2 separate regions of the Homo sapiens genome follow, and region 1 is linked to region 2. A link is a loop called in an ENCODE intact Hi-C map of the cell type or tissue named here. Cell type or tissue: OCI-LY7. All regions are shown on one strand. Links, peaks and the distances in the headings refer to the core of each region. The heading gives the core; the rest is flanking DNA.

Region 1 (9,039 bases), core at 1-8,000, 330 kb before region 2:
ATATTTTCATGAAAAAATAAAAATAAAAGCACAGGGTGGGCCGGGCACAGTGGCTCATGCCTGTAATCCCAGCACTTTGGGAGGCTGAGGTGGATGGCTCACCTGAGGTCAGGAGTTCAAGACCAGCCTGGCCAACATGGTGAAACCCCGTCTCTACTAAAAATACAAAAATTAGCCGGGCATGGTGGTACTTGCCTGTAAGCTCAGCTACTCAGGAGCCTGAGGCAGGAGAATCGCTTGAACCTGGGAGGCGGAGGTTGCAGTGAGCTGAGATTGTGCCACTGCACTCCAGCCTGGGCAACAAGAGCGAAACTGTTTTAAAAAAAAAAAAAAAAAAGCACACGGTGGCATCAGTGACCGAATCCTTACCAGTACACCTCCCTACTCCCTGCCCCTGCAGAAAGCCCGATTAGCTCAAAATGGAATAAGGGTCTCAGGAGTGCAGGGATGGGTTGTCCCTTTCTGTTCACTGGTTTACTTCCTGGTCTACAGGAATAGTCAACTGCACGCTCAGGGAAGACCTTAGGGGAGCTCCAGTCCCCAAAAAACTCACTGTTTTATAATGGAACACTAAAGCCAAACTGAAAAATTAAATGTGATTTATTGCAGTGGATGATCTCTTCAGGGAAGCAGATATCGAACCCAATGGCAAAGTGAAGTATGATGAATTTATCCACAAGATCACCCTTCCTGGACGGGACTATTGAAGGAGGAGAATGGGAGAGCCTCCCCTGGGCCTGAAAACTTGGAGCAATTAATTTTTTTTAAAAAGTGTTCTTTTCACTTGGGAGAGATGGCAAACACAGTGGCAAGACAACATTACCCAACTATAGAAGAGAGGCTAACTAGCAACAATAATAGATGATTTCAGCCATGGTATGAGTAGATCTTTAATAAAAGATTTGTATTGATTTTATTAACTACCGTGAGTCCGGCCCTTTCAAGCATGGAAGGAGCCTGCGGTTTGGAGTCTGGCCTGGGTTCCAGTCCTGGCTCTGCTGCTTCCCACTGTGACTTTGGGCAAATCATTTCACTCCTCAAAGCCCCCCCACACAAGCTGGATTCCCACTTCTTACCTCATGGAGCCTGTTGAGGAAGGATTGAGCTGATGACTTAAGGGCAATCTACCAAGAGACTTATTCTGTATTTGGGGGCTAGAACCATCTTCCATATTTCCAAGATTTTCCAAGATGAAGCCAGTGCTAGCTGAGAAGCAGCAATGAACAGAAAGCTGTAACACTTATGACAACAATTCTTGCAGTGCCAGAGGCCCATTTACAAATTCTCATTTCCATCTCAACAGATATAGTGACATAGCTCAGGCTATTCATTCATAAACACAGAGTGTAGAGTGAAAACACTAGAGTGAAAACACATGCTACAATGAGGCAGCATCAGCTGAGAGCAGGAAGAGCGATCTACTTTACACCCCACACCAAAGGAAACCAGATGTGAGCTGCTAAATTGACTGGCCTTGCAGAGCTCAAGAAGGGGGCTTCCAATGCTGTGAGAATTCCGAGCTGTTCCCTGGGCTCTGTTAACAGGCAGAGAGGTTCCGGGATGGTCTGCTCAAGTGGCCCACACTGGTCATTGCCTTAAGCCACCTCCCCAGGACTTACGGAGAGAAATAAGGGGATGTAACCAGCAATGGCCAGGGTACAACAGCCCTGGAAAACAGTAGTAGGAGCACTAGGCTTTCTGGGAGTCCATCCAGCTGGAGTGGCTTTGAGTGAGTTACACAGCTAGAAGGTGCCAGGTTGGTGCTGCCAGAGATTCAGAGGTGCCATACACTTGTCAAATCTGGATCATTCGTAGTGCCAGCACAGTCCTAAAAGGGCTGGAGTACCACACCAACACAGGTAGGGGTGCAGGGCTTCAAGTACAAAGATTTGCATCCATGTATGTATCAAAAGTGGGTTCTCTGGGCTGTGGCTTTGTCTAGTAGTACCACAGTGGCTAAAGTAGAAGAAAACCAAATCAAATGGGATGTGTCTTTTGGGAGGATGTACAAGACACAAATCTTTCACTAGGCACCGGGCACAGGGAAAACTGCAGGGAACAAGAGTTGTAGTGTTAGTGCAACTGTCTCAACGATGCTGTGTGGCTTCAGACCCAAACAAGGCCCTGAGGAAGGAGACTCTCATTTCCCCAAGCATAACTGCAAGGAGAGGAGGAATTCCTAGGAGCCAAAGAGTTTTGTGGGGTGAGGGTAAATAAATGGCCCAAATGCCAACTAGGTGAAGTTGTGACCATCTGGCTGGGAAGCCCAGGTCCACACAGTGTAGGAGCAGATGTTTTGTGGGGTCTGAGGTTTACGAGATTTGGCTGCCTTAAGAATACAAAAACAGAAATGCAGAATTTCTGGGGCTGCTCCTAGGACCAGAACAAGTGAAGGGTCCTGGTGCTTAAACTTCATTACCTTCATGGTAAATCCACCAGAGGGCCGGTTAGATGCTGGCCCCGCCGAGAGAACTGCTGTCACTTTCAGGCAAAGCTCAAAGGTCCTAGGCCCACAGTTCTTTTGAGCTCCAGTCATGGACATTAGGAAGTAAATCCTGCACAGCCAACCTGGAATACCAAAGATTAGATGGGAGATAGATACCAATGATTTAGATGGCACAGGAAGAGCAAGTTCTGGATATAATAAATGAGGGTACTTTCCGTCAAAGCTTTTCTATGTCTATATTTATCACTGAATAGTCCCAGTATGGTTTTAAAGCAAGTTTTATGAATCTCATTTGCCTAACAGGAATCTGAAATATAACTTGCCAAAAACACACAGTTGGTGTGGAATGGTCATTAGAACCTGGGGCTCCTCTTCACGGACTCCCTGCTCATTAAGGGATTCAGTGGTCCAGAGTCTAAGATCCTATTAAGTGTTTGATTCAAACCTCTACCCGAGGAAGGGCTGTTACCTTACTCCTGGTCCTGGTTTCAAGCTCATTCCTGAAATTCCAGCTGGTTTCTCTAGCACCTAGTGTTGTTTACAAGAAGGCCACGGTGCTCTTAGCATTCAAACTGCAGATACTAAACAGATGCTGTGATTTATTAAAGAGTTAGCCATATTTCAACAAGAAAGGGAAATGATGGCTATATTCATTACTTACCTCAAAGCATGCTGCAAGAAAATTAGTTAGTTACTTGTCATGCTTTGAAATCTCTGGATGAAAGGTGCTTTGGAAGCACAAACCATTATCACTTGTCTCATAGGGATTGTCCCCTTGAACATCCAGCAGTGTTATTTTACAGAAGACAAATTAACTGAAGGCTTTTCTTTTATTACATCTAAAGAGCTCTACATAAACAGGTAACATTCAATAGGTAAACAATTTTTTTCCAATGCATGTAATAAATATTTTCACTTGGTACTTTTATACAAACTGACATTGTCTACTATACATTTTTAAAAGCCATTTTACTGGTTTGGCATGCGGTATGGAAATTCTAAGAGAGAAAGTTTTAAGGCAATGAATCACAGATTTAAGTTCATGGAATTTATGGTAACTTTATCTGTTTATGTACATTTTCCCCTTTGTTAAACAATTAACAGCAGCACACTCTGGGACCACCAGCTATTTTCCCTCTCTTTCTGAAATCTAAGCTTTGTATTTAATTAAAAAACAGAATTCAACATCTATTGATAAAACAAAATTCTTACTAAAATAATTTCAAATGTGCTTTAAAAAGTCCTGAAGATCTTGAAAGTTTTATGTGTTTAAAATTGAAATTGTCTAAAAAAATGCTCTTTCCACATTAATTTAGTTAGGATATATTTTCACTCCATTTCAGACACTTGACTCAAAGGAAAATCTGCCAAAGAATCCGATTTTTCAGAGCTTACGTGAATCTTTCCTCAGTAAAGATACAGAATTGTGATCATGTCTAAATAATTAGTAAAGCAATTTTAATGCTCAAAATAGTCAACCAAGTATGGCATGGTTCTGGTTCAGATTTTTTTTTTTTAAGATGTATCCAATAACACTCACGAAGTAATTAAAAGCCACTTTAACCCTGCTAGTCAAATAGCTATTTTATCAAAGATGTGTGCATACAGATGTATATATATATACACACACACACACACAGTACTGTACAGAAACAAACATATGCATACCTACTATGAACGGCCAAGGCAAGGGGGATGATGGCAACTTGACTAGATTCTGAGAACTGCTATTTGTCCACAGATAGCATGTCAATGTTGGGATGGGTTGGGGAGTGAGCGTAGGCTAAGAAAAAAAGAGATGAAGTGACTATGTGCTTTTCTTTAAACTTAGTAGTTACAGACATAGTACAGGACTCTACTAATAATTAGTAGAGATCATGAAAGTCTGATTGATATTGACCATGAGACCAACAGAGTGACAACTATTACTTAATGCAACATTTTGGAAAGTCAACAACTGATGGAAACAAACTCCTCACAGGGTAGAACGAACTAAAATTAAGACAACTGAATGGTTAGTTTCTCCTGTGGACACATGACCAAAACCACTGAAACCACCGTATGTTTATTTCTCCCTATTACCTGTTCTTCTCTTAGGTTGGTATAATGTGGGACACTGAGGGAAATTAACCTTTTCTACAACTGAAGAAAGTAGAGGGATACGTTTTCAACTGGATCATTCAAACGGTTTGTAATTCAGCATCATACACAAAGTTACTGATCAGAATTCTGAGACCACTAACAATGACACATAAAAAAACAGGAAGAAAACTATTCATTTTACCTAAGACAGCTGAATTAGTAAAAATGTTTCCTAAAGCAATGTAAAAATCAGAAAAAACTCCCCACAATTTTAGTAATTTCTACCCCAACAGAAATTTAGACACAAATTATGGTAGTATTAGAAATTAGCCTAAATTAATACGACATTTGCTCACTATAATGCCAGATTCATTAAAAAACATTAACTGTTTCCTGGTTAACTGACAATCTGTTTTGGTTTTTTTTTTATTGCAAATTGTTTTATGACTATAACTCAGCCATTTGTGTGTGGAATACACATGCGTAGGGGAAGACTATGAAACTCACTTGTTACTCAAACACACTTGTTTATAAATACATATATACACACACACATATACATATCAACACCAACTTTTTTTTTTCCCAAAATTCAAGTCAACAATTTAGTGGCAGAGAGATGCTATAAAAACATTATTTTTAGATGCCACACAAGTCATGAGAACCATTAATTTTATCATACAACTGAAGTACAGCCATCTTGAATTCTACCTGGATTAAAGTTGATCATTTTGTTACCAATGCAAGGTTTAAAACTACAAGTGTATACACAAAGGTGGTCCTCATCAACTCTGAGAACATTAATAGTTGCGGTAGGAAAATCCAGTCTGGAAAACCAGCAGTCATTATGCCCCTTATCTCTTCTGTTAAACCTGCATTCTCAATCAACTAAAAAATATTTTCCACACCTGAGAACATCATACCTTCTCTGATGAGGATTTTGGAACATTAGTAGAACCACTTTTCCTTCCCTCCAACTCATATTTCTCTCCTGAAAAACAGTTTTCAGTATATTTACATGTTCCATTATGAATAAGAGTAGATCAGACTGATCCATGAATTCTAAAAAAAAATGACTTTCCTATGTCATACTTGTTAAAAGGTGAAGAAAAAGATAAACAAGGCAGATACGCTAAGAAAATAGGTATACTCAGAACCAAAGAGTAAAAATGACTAAGGGTCAAACACATCTTGAATTTCAACTGTTTATCAAATAGTAGACTTCTACAAAAATGTGGTGCATTGTACTTTCCAAACAATTTATTTTTAGGATAACTGACCGTGTATCTTTCTTTTTTAGGTGATGTAACATTACCTCTGTCAGCTGCACAAAACACCTGACAGAGCTTTCTAAGCTATTTTTACTTCCTACTTTGGTATGAAGATCTTACATGAAAACTTGTTACTCTGTGGCCAAAAAAAGCAGGTATTCACAGACTTGGTTTAAATACACAATACTGGCAATCCAGATTTAGAATAAAGAACTAGACTAAAGTGTATTATTCATAGGTCGGCTAAGCCTACTCCTTACCCAGACAGCTTTATTCCAATATCTCTAAAACATATTCTCAGGGGGTACAGAGCAAATAAGAGAATATGTGATGGAGAACATGCAATTGGGATAGTTGATAAAGATGCTCACACGTGAGTTCAAGACCTTCAAAGCACTTTGAAAGAAGCAAGCAACTGATTATATTAACTGAATGCACACTCGGGAGGAGAGGGAACAGTGATGACAGAAAAATACATACAGACGCACACAATGAACACACACACCCACGAGCCATGTCCTGAAAATACACAGGGAATGCAGCGGGACAGATGAGCTTTATAACTTAAGGCTGGATAAAATATGCACACACAAACAGAATCCAAGTCTGTCGTTTTCAGAAAATGGAAATCAAACTATCCCCCGACCCCCTCCCCACAACAAAGAAAAGCCCACGATTGAAAACTTCATACATGCAATTCCTTTTCTGTTATTGCAAATAAAATAATGCCATCGAAGTCAAATAAAACCAAAACCATAGGACAAATAATGAAAAATCTTCAGAATCCAGAAAAAAATGAACTGAAGGTGGTTTGTGGGTGCTTGTTTTTCTTTTTTCTTTTCTTTCCTTTTTTTTTTTAAACAAGTGTTTTATCACACAGGCAGTCTTAGATTTATATACAAAAGTAAAACTGAAAATATAGTTTTGTTCTCTGTACATTTCTTTTAATTTTTTCCCTAAAAAAAGGAAAAAAAACACGCTTGTATACTTTTCTAAACAGAGTAAGGTAAAACAGAGCACAAAGTTCTCTTCTTTCTGCCAAGTTCATTCGATCTGGGGTGGGGATGGGAGCAGCAGGGCCTGGGAATCAGTCCAATGAAATAATGTCTGGTATGATGCCAAAGATGGATGCCGTGTCCGTGCTGCTCCTGTTTGTGACGGTGTGGCTATGGCTTTCCCTTAGGCTGTTGGAAGAAACCAGGCTGCTGTTACTGCCACTACTGCTTCCATTGGTGGTTGGCAGAGAAGTACTGCCTCCTGCACTTAACTGATCAAGAAACATCTGTGAGGAGGTATACGGGAAAAACCGAGACGAGTGTAGGAGGTCTTGATCATCTGAAACTGCTGCTGCTGCAGCGGCAAGCAAGGAGGTGTTGTAATGCTAGGGAGGGGAAACAAAAGACACAAAAATGTTAATTATACTTCCAAATTAATATATTTTCTCCTCAGCGGGACACAGCCCTAAATTTAAGATAGCCTGAGTATCTAGGGTTTCTGAAATATTTACTAAGACATTTTGCAAAATCAAATGGCCTTATGTAAGGACTGGAGCATTGATCTTGAGAAGACATTTTTGTATCTGAAACTGGAGGAAAAACAAAATATAAATTTTATTGTTTTTTGTTTTAGTTTGTATTGCAAGCAATTACCAATTCTATTTCCCAAGAAGCATATGCTCAGAAGCAGCAGGAGGGGCAGACAGTCCATGCTCTTGCTAGTAAGGAGATACTTAGCCAAGAAATCTATCAGTCAATATGACTCACTGCCCTGTTTCTTTATAAAACAGTACTGGAAACCAACAGACACTGTTCTTATTATACACTCAGGCACCACTGAAAGTTAGAATTTTTATTTAAATTTTAAAGCCATAATGATAATGGGTATGATTACTCTAAGTTTTCCAAGGAAATTTATCTTTCTCTTGGCTACACATTATACTTTTAAATACAGTCATGCGTCGCTTAATGACACGGATGTGTTTTGAGAAATGCATCATTAGGCGGTTTTGTGGCTGTGCAAACATCACAGTGTGCTTGCACAAACCTAGACAGTAGAGCCTGCTACACACCTAGGCTGTGTGGTCTGGCCTACTGCTCCCAGGCTACAAACCTGTACAGCATGTTACTGTGCTGAATGCCGTAGGCAACTGTAACACAATGCTAAGTATGTGTATATCTCAACATAGAAAAGGTACAGTAAAAATATGGTATAAAAGATAAAAAAATGATACACCTGTATAGGGCACTTACCATGAATGGAGCCTGCAGTACTGGAAGTTGCTCTGGGTGAGCCAGTGAGTGAATGGTGAGTGAATGTGAGGCTTAGGACATTATTGTACACTACTGTAGACTTTATAAACACTGTACACTATGGCCACACTAAATGTGTTAAAAATATTTTTCTTTCTTCAATAATAAATTAACATTAGCTAACTAATTTTACTTTATAAACTGATTTTTTAAAACTTTGACTCTTGTAACACTTAATTTAAAACACAAGTACATTGTACAGCTGAACAAAAATATTTCCTTCTTTATATCCTTATTCTGTAAGTCTCTATTTTTAACATTTTAAAATATTTTTTACTTTTTAACTTTTTTGTTAAAAATGACACACACAACACATTAGCCTAGGCCTACACAGGGAGGTCAGGGTCATCGATGTCACTGTCTTCCATCTGCACAGCTTGTCCCACTGCATGGTCTTCAGGGAAAATAGCATGCATGGAGCTGTCATTTGCTATGACAACAATCTTCTGGAACACCCACTGAAGGACCTGCCTGAGGCTCTTCTTAAGGAGGTGTCACTCTTTTCAGAAATATGTCCATGGTGTTTGGCTTGGTTTCTTTTTTATCATAGGTTTGCTTGTAAGTAGATAATGTACCATAAACATTCCTCTCTATTAATGAAAACCTTTCATTGTTAGGGCCCATGTTTTTTTTGTTTGTTTTGTTTTTGAGATGGAGTCTCGCTCTGCCACCCAGGTTGGAGTAGAGTGGTGCACGCAATCTCGGCTCACTGCAACCTCCGCCTCCCAGGTTCAAGTGATTCTTCTGCCTCAGCCTCCCGAGTAGCTGGGATTACAGGCGTGTAGCACCACGCCCAGCTAATTTTTGTATTTTTAGTAGAGACGGGGTTTCACCATGTTGGTCAGGCTGGTCTCGAACTCCTGACCTCATGATCTACCCGCTTTGGCCTCCCAAAGTGCTGGGATTATAGGTGTAAGCCACAGCGCCCAGC
Region 2 (10,292 bases), core at 864-8,863:
ATGTTGTCCAAGCTAGTCTCGAACTCCTGGGCTCAAGCAATCCTCCTGCCTTGGCCTCCCACAGTGCTGGGACTACAAGTGTTAGCCACTGCACCTGGCCCTATATAACCTTTATCAAATTAAACACACCTTTCCTATTTCCAGTTTGCTAAGTTTTTTTTTTTTTTCATTTTCATAAGTTCAAGGAAGTCATATGCTGAGTTATTCATAAATAAAAAATAGGTGAAAAACTTTATCAATATGCTGCTTTTTCTTCACCATTTGAGATACTCATGTGATTTTTTTCATGTGATTTTTGTCCTTTATTAAAGTGGGGTGATTTTCAATGTTGAGCTGGAATTCCTGGGATAAACCTACTTTCAAAAAACATATAACTAGATTAGTTGCTATTTTATTTAAGATTCTTTTTTTTTTTTTAACAGAGTCTCGCTCTGTTGCCCAGGCTGGAGTGCAATGGAGCAATCTCGGCTCACTACAACCTCTGCCTCCCAGGCTCAAGCGTTTCTCCTGCCTCAGCCTCCTAAGTAGCTAATATTACAGGTGCATGCCACCATGCCCAGCTAATTTTTTGTATTTTTAGTAGAGACGGGGTTTCACCATGTTGGCCAGGCTGGTCTTGAACTCCCGACCTCAAGTGATCTGCCTGCCTTGGCCTCCCAGAGTGCTGGGATTATAGGTGTAAGCCACCGTGTCTGGCCAGGATTTTTATACATGCATTCATAGGTGAAATGAACTTAATACATTTATTTATTGCTTTGTCCTTACTGATTTTGGAATCAAGATTATATTGGTTTCATAAAATGATCTGGGCAACTTTGGTCTTTTCTAACTTTCTGGAACAACTTATATAAGATAGAAATTAACTGATCCTTGAAAGTTCGGTACAACTCCAGAAACCCACAAGTTTTTCATTACCATGAATCCCTCCAGCTCCCCAAAAATAGTTTTCTACTGTTGACCACATTTTGAAAGATTTGGTTTAAATTAATATGTATGACTTTTTCTTTCCCCAGGTGACTGCGTGCTGTAGAGAAAGTACCCACAGCTCTGCAGAATGGTGCCATGACAAACTCAAAGTCATCACCCTCAACTGGACAGTCAACTCTTTTATTGTCCTCAAGTTAAAGGGTCGCACCTCTCTCCTCAAGTCCCCTTCTCAGGCTCACCTATTACCTTTGGATAGATGACCCAACCTCCTACTTGACTGAGAAAAGGTAGCCACTAGGGACTAGCCTCTTGAATCCACCTACCTCCTTACAATGATTCTGTCTACACCCAATCATACCTCTTTCCATCAGTCTCCAAACACAAGGTGTCCCTTCTTAAATCCAAGACAATCTCTGTAAACCTGCTCCAAATCCCCTCCCTTTCTCCCATGGACTTTGCCTGTTTTGACATCCCCTCTCTGTCCCGAAGTTTAAACTCTACCTCGCTATGGGGCTTGGGGGGCTCATTTTCCTCGGTTCAGCAACAGACTCAAATCTCACCCATCCCAAAATAAAATCCCTCCTTTGTGTGCTGTGGGGCAGACATTCTCACGCACTGCAGGTGGGAATGTAAATTGGCAAGATCTTTCTGGGAAGCAATTTGGTAACCTGAGTCAAAAGCCTGAAAAATATTTGCACCCTTTGTCCCAGTAATCCTACCTCTAAAAAATTCATCTAAGGAAATAATCAGAAATGCTGACAAAGGTAGATGTTTAAAGATGTTAATCTCTCTGTTATTTTAACAGCAAAAATTGGAAACAATCTAAAGGCTTAACAATAGGGGATAACTTAAATAAATTGTACTTAAATGTAATAAAATACTGTACTATCACTAAAAATACAATTTTAAAAAGCATAATTGAATGGGAAACTGTTCATGAAGCAATGTTGGCTGTGAAGACGGCAGCACAGAAACAGTAGATACAGTCTGGTGCTGATTTTGTTACATATAAAAATAGCTAACACTTCTGGAATGTTAACTATTATATACGTTCTCTCACTCAATCCTCACAACATTCCTGTACAGTTAATACCGTTATTCACATTTTGTAGAGAAAGAAACCAACCAGAAAGAAAAATACCAATATTTGGCAGGGGGTACTGATGAATTTTATTTTCTTCATTCTCTTTATTTTCCCATTTTTATTTATTTTTATTTTTTATTTTGTAGAGATGGAGTTTTGACATGTTGCCCAGGCTGGTTTCAAACTCCCGGGCTCAAGGGATCCTCCCACCTCGGCCTCCGAAAGTGCTAGGATTACAGGCATGAGCCACTGCATCCAGCCTGTATTTTCCAATTATTTAAAGAGGAATTATTATTATTATCATTTTGTCAAACAGAAGTCCTGAATCATTGCTCCTCTTTCTGATTTATATATGCTAGTAGTGAATATTTTGGACAATACAGAGAAAATGCAATTTCCATTACTGCTACTCCAACTGCCACAGACAGCCACTGTGGACAGTTTGGCTTTTGTATTTCTATTTGCCTCTAAAATGTGTATGTAGACATATGCACTTTAAAAAGCAAACACGCCGGGCGCAGTGGCTCACACCTGTAATCCCAGCACTTTGGAAGGCCGAGGTGGTGGATCGCTTGAGGCTGGGAGTTCGAGAGCAGCCTGGCCAACATGGTGAAACCTCCTCTCTACTAAAAATACAAAAATTAGCCAGGCGTGGTGGTGTGCGCCTGTAATCCCAGCTACTCAGGAGGCTGAGGCAAGAGAATCACTTGAACCTGGGAGGCGGACGTTGCGGTGAGCCAAGATCGCATCACTGCACTCCAGCCTGAGCAACAGAGTGAGACTGTGTCTCAAACAAAAACAAAACAAAAACAACAAAAAAAGATCATGGAAACGTGGCTGTACATAGAACTCTACAATTTGGGCCGGGTGCGGTGGCTCACGCCTGTAATCCCAGCACTTTGGGAGGCCGAAGCGGGTGGATCACGAGGTCAGGAGTCCGAGACCAGCCTGATCAACATGGTGAAACCCCGTCTCGACTAAAAATACAAAAGTTAGCCAGGCGTGGTGGCGGGCGCCTGTAGTCCCAGCTACTCGGGAGGCTGAGGCAAGAGAATTGCTTGAACCCGGGAGGTGGAGGTTGCAGTGACACAAGATCGCGCCACTGCACTCCAGCCTGGGTGACAGAGCGAGACTCCGTGTCAATAAATAAATACATACATAAATAACAACAACAACAAAAAAGAACTCTACAATTTGAGTCCAAAAGTGGCTGCATTTTGATGTCCAGGGGTCGCCGTCCTGCGGGAAGAGGATGTGCAGCGCCCGTTTCTGCTGAAGGGACCAGTTTACTTACGCCAGGCAGACAGCCATCTCTGTGCTGCCCCACCCCAAGAGCTCCAAGTCTGGGCCTAGGAGAACTGAGTTCCTGTCCTAATTCTGCCATTTACTAGCTCTCCTAATCAACTTTTTTCTTTGGGAGCCCGTTTGCCCACTTTCAGACGGGGCAACAGTTCTTGTCTTGCCCACTTTAAGGGAACACTGTGACGTTCCAAGGGGCTGACGGGTGTGACTGGTTAAATCCCGCACCCAAGACAGTGGTCTTGGGACTCCTGTCCCTCCTCCCCATTTCCCGCTGCCTCAGGAATCCTTCGACCTGGCTTAAGGAGAAGAGAGGCCAGCGGCCGCGGGAGGGGCAGGGACCTTGTGCCCTGCACAGCACTAGAGACCAGAAGCTCCAGGCTGGCTTTCCAGCCTTCCCGCCCACTCAAGAGTCCTGCGGCGCGCCCTGCATAGTGGAAGGACTCGCCGCGTGCGGACGCGTAAGGGAGGCCCCTGGAGTGCAGCGGTGGAAGAGGGGAAACGCCGGGACTCTGGAAAGCAGGCTGCGTGGCGTCTACTTCCAACGCACGTTTTAAAGGCACTGCGGGCGCGAGCCGGCGCAGAGGCTGGGGCCCTCCTCCGCGGAGCCGCCGCCCTCTGGTGGCGGCGTGCGAAAGTTACAGCAGTTCGCTCTGCCCCGGCTCCCCGCGCAGGGGTTGAGGGACTGGGTTGCCACTCACACATATTCTAAGCCAGGGGCCCTTAGGGAGCTCCCAATTGAGACCTGAAACCGGCCCGAAGGGGAAGCCTGACATGGGGAAGCCAGGACTGGGACCTGGGACTCCGGCTGCGCCCCCGATTGACGCTTACAATAGCACAATTATGGTCATTGTGAACGCCAAAAGCCCCAGACAGTTAAGATTTCATTCAGGCCATTGCAATAGGGAGAACGTTCATTAATGAGGAGCATCTCAAAGGGGACTGGGGTTTTAGAGAGGCAGGTAAACAATGGAGTCATCAGCGAATCTTAGGGAATAGTAAGAAAGGATGGAGATCCGTATTTCCTTGGGATGCGAGCTTAAGGTGGTCCTTTGTGGCTTAGCTCTTTCCTTGGAACTTAAAGAGGTTGGAGAACTTTATCGTCGCTGCCTTCTGGAGGCACAGGGCTCAGATAAAGGTCAACATTGTCATAGTAAATGGTGCATGATGCAGGACAGCCATTTAAGAGGTGAGGGAAGTGAGACCCAGACCACCCAACTGAAATTTTGTGGCTGAAGCAAGATTCCAACCTGCAGACACCAAGACAGCAAAAAGTCCCCAACATGAAGTGCAGAGTTCCCTTGGAGAGTAAGATCAGAAGCTCAGGATGAGTTCCGCCAACAGCGGAAATGACGTCCTCCAAGACATGGAATCAACCTACGTCTCCATCAACAGATGATTGGATAAATAAAATATGATCTGTATACCCAATGGAATCGTGTTCAGACACAAAAATGAATGAAATTGTGTCTTCTGCAGCAGCATGGATGGAACTGGAGGTTGTTAGGTGAAAAAAGTCAGACACAGAAAGACAAATACTCATGTTCTCACTCATAAGTGGGAACTAAATAATGTATACATATGGGTGTGAGTATGAATGATAGTGGACGCAGAGAAGGGGATGTGGGGATGGATGATGAGAATTCACTTAATGGGTACAATGTATGTTATTTGGGTGATGGATACCCTGAAAGCCTGACATCACCACTACGAATTCTGTGCATGTAACAAAATTATACTTGTATCCCATAAATTTATACCAATCCAAAAATAAATAAATAGAAAGAAATTACCTGCTCCACAGCTTCTGGTTTGATAGAACGTATTGGAGAAGCATTGGGATTACCCAGATTACCCCAGGTATAGGGGAAGGGGGCTATGAAGTTACAGTGAAGACCCCCTAGTCAAGCCTCAGGAAGGGCCAGAAACAAGGCAGGTCTGGGATTCACCTGCTGTGTCTGTCTCTCTTTCAGCCAGTCAGTCGGTCAATCTCTGTCTCCAGGATACCCACTGTTATCTCTTCCACCAATCTCCATTCCCCCAACTTCAACTGACATCTGGCCTCCTACAACTACCCTGGTCCCTGAATCTACTCAACCTTCCAGTCACAGAGTTCACTTTTTTTTTTTTTTTTTTTTGAGATAGAGTCTCACTCTGTTCCCCAGGCTGGAGTGCAGTGGCACAATCTCGGCTCACTGCAACCTCCACCTCCCGGGTTCAAGCAATTCTCCTGCCTCAGTCTCCCGAGTAGCTGGGACTACAGGCACATGCCTCCACACCTTGCTGGTTTTTGTATTTTTAGTAAAGATAGGTTTTCACCATATTGGCCAGGCTGGTCTTGAACTCCTGACCTCAAGTGATCCACCTGCCTCGGCCTCCCAAAGTGCTGAGATTACAGGTGTGAGCTACCACACCCAGCCACAGAGCCCACTTGTAACTGCAGCTTCCTACTGTATCTTTTAAGATCCCTCTCGAACAAGTTCATGCCTTCATGCCAGGGCATGAGTCAGCGGCTGCAGCCAGCCTATTCTCTCCCTGGCCTCTGGGTCCTGGGTTGTGTGGGGTGGGATGAGTGGGCTTTCATAATCTGCTTTTCACAGGGGATAGGGGCAGGACAGCTGCCCCTAGAAGCGTCAGGAGCGGCTGCATCAAGGCAGTCCAAGGCTAAATTTTGGAAGGCAAGACTAGACATGTCATCATTTCCAAGCACTTAAGCCCACTCATGGGTCCTGAGCTTCTTCTTCAGGAGGGTGTAGACTGAAGAGGGTGATCTGAATGGCTAGAGAAGAAGCAGCTAGAGTGACAAGCCTGCATAGCAGCCCCAGAAGTGTCCCTGGCCTGGCCCATGGACCCAGTTGTCCAGCCTCCTTGTCAACCATCTTCTTTCTCAGCATACGTGTTCATGCCCTAGGCCAACAGCAGGCAGACTACAGGCTGCAAAGCTAAATCTGGTCCCTCACCACTGGTTTCTGCTTGGTCTGAGAGCTAAGAATGGCTTTAATGTTCTTAAAAAAGTTGAAAGAAGAGTAATATATTGGCCAGGCATTGTGGCCCACGCCTGTAATCCTAGCACTTTGGGAGGCCGAGGCGGGTGGATCACCTGAGGTCAGTAGTTCCAGACCAGCCTGGCCAACATGGCAAAACCCTGTCTCTACTAAAAATACAAAAATTAGCTAGGTGTGGTGGTGTGTGCCTGTCATTCCAGCTATTCAGGAGGCTGAGGCAGGAGAATCACTTGAACTCAGGAGGCAGAGGTTGCAGTAAGCTGAGATTGCGCCACTGCACTCCAGCCTGGGCAACAGAGCAAGACTCCGTCTCAAAAAAGAAAAAAGAGAGAGTAATACATCAGGACACATGAAAACTGTATGAAATTCAAATTTCAATGTTTATAAGTAAAGTTTTATTGGAACACAGCTATGCTCATGTATTTATGTGCTGTCTGTGGCTGTTTTCACACTGCAGTGGTAGAGTTGAATGGTTTCAACAGAGACTGCAAAGTCTACAATATTCACTGTCTGGACCTTAACAGAAACAGTTTTTGGACCCTTGGGCAGTCCTTGCTTGATGCCTCTAGCTATAGATCCTTGCTGGGCCTGGGGCCTGCTCCAAGAGGCCAGTTGTCAATCCAGATGGCTTTTCTCCAGGGAAAGGAGACACCGGCAGTAATGATGTGAAAGGCTGACCCACTGAGCCGTGACACTTCTCACGGGAAATGAGTCAGTTGGCTTCCTGATCTATAGGTGAGCCTCTCTTAGTTTAAATGTCCCTCTCCTGAGTCTGACCAACTCAGGGGCTGTGTCAGCAAGGATCTTTGGTTACAGGTGACAGAAACCCAATTTGGACAATCTAAAGGAAACAAGAAATGTGTTAAGAAGGCCCTGGCATGTGTCCCGGGACCCATGCTGAGCATGCAGCGGGACCTCAGAGGTGTGTTGAGTCCTTGCTCAGACAGCCTGGTCTGCCCACTCTCACGGTGCCCCCTGCACACCCACTGCTAAGGCCTTCTGCAGGCTGCACCTCTCACCGTCAGGCCCTGGAGAGAGACCATCTGACCCATGTTCAAACATCTTGGAAAAAGGAGGCTCTGGTTGGCATGTTCAGGTACCCACCCCTAGCAGTGACCTGTGCCCACCTTCCCACTGAACAAAACGACTTCTGGTAACCAGGGCAGCGGCAGAAGCGGGGACAGTGGAGGCAGGTGAGCCGCAGAGCTGAAATGAGTGTGCTGATGGTGTCTCTCAGGGGTTTCTTTCCCCTCTGTGCTCAAGCCCTTCTGCCCTCAATGCCCTTTTCCCAACCCTCACCCCTTTACCAGCCTGGCTCTTCCTGTCCTTTAAGACTCAAGCAGGTTGCCGCCACCTCCTGGAAGCACCTCCTCACCCTCCCTACCCCTGCCAAGGCCCCTCCTTTGGCCGACTCCCGTCCCTGGCTGTTCACCCTGGCTCCTGAGTTACTTGAAGACTCAGATCACGTTTTATCCTCAGGGCCTGGAACACAGAGGAGGCTCAGTGAATGTTTCACGGATGAATTGATTCTGAGGGCTTGGATCCAGTAGTGGGGACAATTTCTTCAGGAGGAGATCCCAGGACTTCCTCTCCAACATTTCTCACATGACACACAGTAGCAGGGGGGTTAAGAGCCCATGTCTCAGTCTGGGTTCCACCACATACTAGTTGGGCAAGTCACTTAAGTTTCCTAACCTTAGTTTCCTCATCTGTAAAATGGGCATACCATTTTTTTTTTTTTTTTTTGAGACAGGGTCTCACTCTGTCACCCAGGCTGGAGTGCAGTGGTGGGATCACAGCTCACATCAATCTTGACCTCCTGGGCTCAAAGGATCCTCCTGCCTCAGGCTCCCCAGCAGCTGCAATTACACGAGTGCATGCCACCATGCCCAGTTAATTTTTTTTATTTTTTGTAGAGACAAGGTCTGACCAGGTTGCCAGGCTGGTCTCAAGCAATCCTCCCATCCCAGCCTCCCAAAGTCCTGGGATTATAGGCGTGAGCCACCGCACCTAGCCAATGGAAATACCATCTACCAGTATCTACTTCAAAGGGCTGTTGTAAGGGTTAAATGAGATACTGCTTGACACAATTCCTGGGACATTACAAGTACTGATTTATTATTATTATTACTATTAATCATCATATGTTCCCTCACTTTCCAGCAGCACTCCCACTGACCCCAGTGACATGCAGAGACCAGGAAGCCCCTCCCAGCCCTTCAAGAACCATAAAACAATTACTCCCCATCTCTACTAAAAATACAAAAAAAATTAGCCGGGCGTGGTGGCAGGTGCCTGTGGTCCCAGCTACCTGGGAGGCTGAGTCAGGAGAATGGTGTGAACCCAGGAGGCAGAGGTTGCAGTGAGCCAAGGTCACGCCACTGCACTCCAGCCTGGGTGACAGAGTGAGACTCTGTCTCAAAAAAAAAAAAAAAAAAATTACTAATCCCTCAATAAAACAGAGGCTTAGAGTTTAGCTTCACTGGATTTCTCTACCAAGGTAGCATCAGCCTGTTTTTAAATTTTTGGAAAATATAATAAAGAAAAATGTTAAACAATTCAACACATTTTATCTTTTCGAGTGTTTTTTTCTTAATATTAAATGTAGTTCTAACTACACTATATCTGCATATGTACATTCTACTGTCCATCAGTATCATTAAATCATGGCTGTTACATTGTCATAGATAGTGTCGAATACATCGTTTCTCAACTTTTCAGGAAAGGAATGTTAAAGGATAATTTCAAAAAAGATTATGATTCTCATGCAGATTTAAAATATACATGTGTTCTGGATTTTATTTAACTCATTATTAATGAGGGACCCAGTAGGAGCCTACAACCAGTTCAAAAGAGAATGCAAAGAACAGACACACATATAGATCAGGAAGATTGAAATGCATATGCAAATGGAGACAAAACTGGCTTCTTCCACAGTGCAGGAGGCAAGTGCATTGAGCATCCACTGGCTTCAAGGGATCCTCTCACCTTGCCCTCCCAAAGTGCTGGGATTACAGGCTTGAACCACCATGGCTGGCCTTGTGATTTTTTTTTTTTTTGAGACAGAGTCTCACTCTGTTGCCTAGGCTGAAGTGCAGTGATGTGATCTCGGCTCACTGCAACCTCCACCTGCTGGGTTCAAGCAGTTCTCCTGCCTCAACCTTCCCAGTAGCTAGGACTACAGGCATGTGCCATTCCTACACTCCTCCCGCCCCACCCCCTAGCTAATTTTTATATTTTTAGTAGAGACTGACCTCAGGTGATCTACTTGCCTCGGCCTCCCAAGTGCTGGGATTCCAGGGGTGAGCTACCGCACCTGGCTATGAATTTTAAAATAAGAAAGAAGATGGCCGTTTTACATACTGCACATTGAGACTCATAGCATGCAATCTTCCTGAAAGTTACTCAAAGACACTCTGCAACTGCCTGAAACATAAGTTGAAAATCAAGAATTTAAGGAAATACAGTATGGCTGATGGTCTTTTTTCAAAGATGACCATATCAGCATATACATATGCATGTACATGTGTATACATGCACACACGTGTGTACATATGTGGGCACCCGCACATGTTCATCTTACAAAGTGATCTTGACACACTTCCATGGAAGTTGGGCAGAACTTTGTACCTGTCCCAACCACCAGGATGCAGCAGAAGTGACACTGAATGATTTCTGAGGCTAGGTCATAAAAGGCAATGGCTTCCACCTGGCTCGCTCTCTCTAGATGCTTGCCTTTGGAACTCAGCCACTATGTTGTGAGGGAGACCAGGCACACCAGAGGCCATGTGTGGGTGTTCTGGTCAATAGCCCCAGCGAGGCCTCCAGCTGAGTGACAGCCAGCACCAACTTCAGGTAAGCAAGCCTTCAGATGATTCTAGACAAGCTAGAGGCTCAACTTTGGAGTTTTACTGCGAGGCCTCAGACATTTCACATCTCCTTTGGAGGAGAGATAAGCCATCCCTGTTATACCTTGT

What was found. Peaks named below come from ENCODE experiments on the same cell type or tissue, not always from the same donor. Only the 100,000 strongest peaks of a DNase experiment are listed, where the experiment ranks them.
Region 1: a loop joins it to region 2, with 7 times the contacts of the local background. A loop is called at or near these places in 11 of 110 quality-filtered maps.

The regions. Positions count from the first base shown.
Region 1 is chr15:68,185,683-68,194,721 of GRCh38, reverse strand. It overlaps PIAS1 (protein inhibitor of activated STAT 1), which reads right to left. Exons shown (of 14, transcript NM_016166.3): 14 at 875-7,180. The coding sequence ends at 6,887. It overlaps CALML4 (calmodulin like 4), which reads left to right. Exons shown (of 5, transcript NM_033429.3): 5 at 610-4,017. The coding sequence ends at 707. It overlaps LOC105370871 (a long non-coding RNA gene), which reads left to right and starts at 7,176. Exons shown (of 2, transcript XR_932396.3): 1 at 7,176-9,039. In OCI-LY7, for the core only: CTCF peaks have their summits at 2,283 and 2,486; DNase peaks (open chromatin) are centred at 5,881 and 7,091; H3K4me3 peaks cover 1,923 bases; H3K27ac peaks cover 6,678 bases.
Region 2 is chr15:67,857,224-67,867,515 of GRCh38, reverse strand. No RefSeq gene overlaps it. Among named protein-coding and RNA genes, the nearest start is that of RNU6-1, 22 kb to the right of the region's middle. RefSeq lists enhancers at 4,710-4,799, 7,149-7,238, 7,294-7,794. In OCI-LY7, for the core only: CTCF peaks have their summits at 3,734 and 3,935 (motif pointing left); DNase peaks (open chromatin) are centred at 3,935 and 4,525; H3K4me3 peaks cover 1,513 bases; H3K27ac peaks cover 2,571 bases.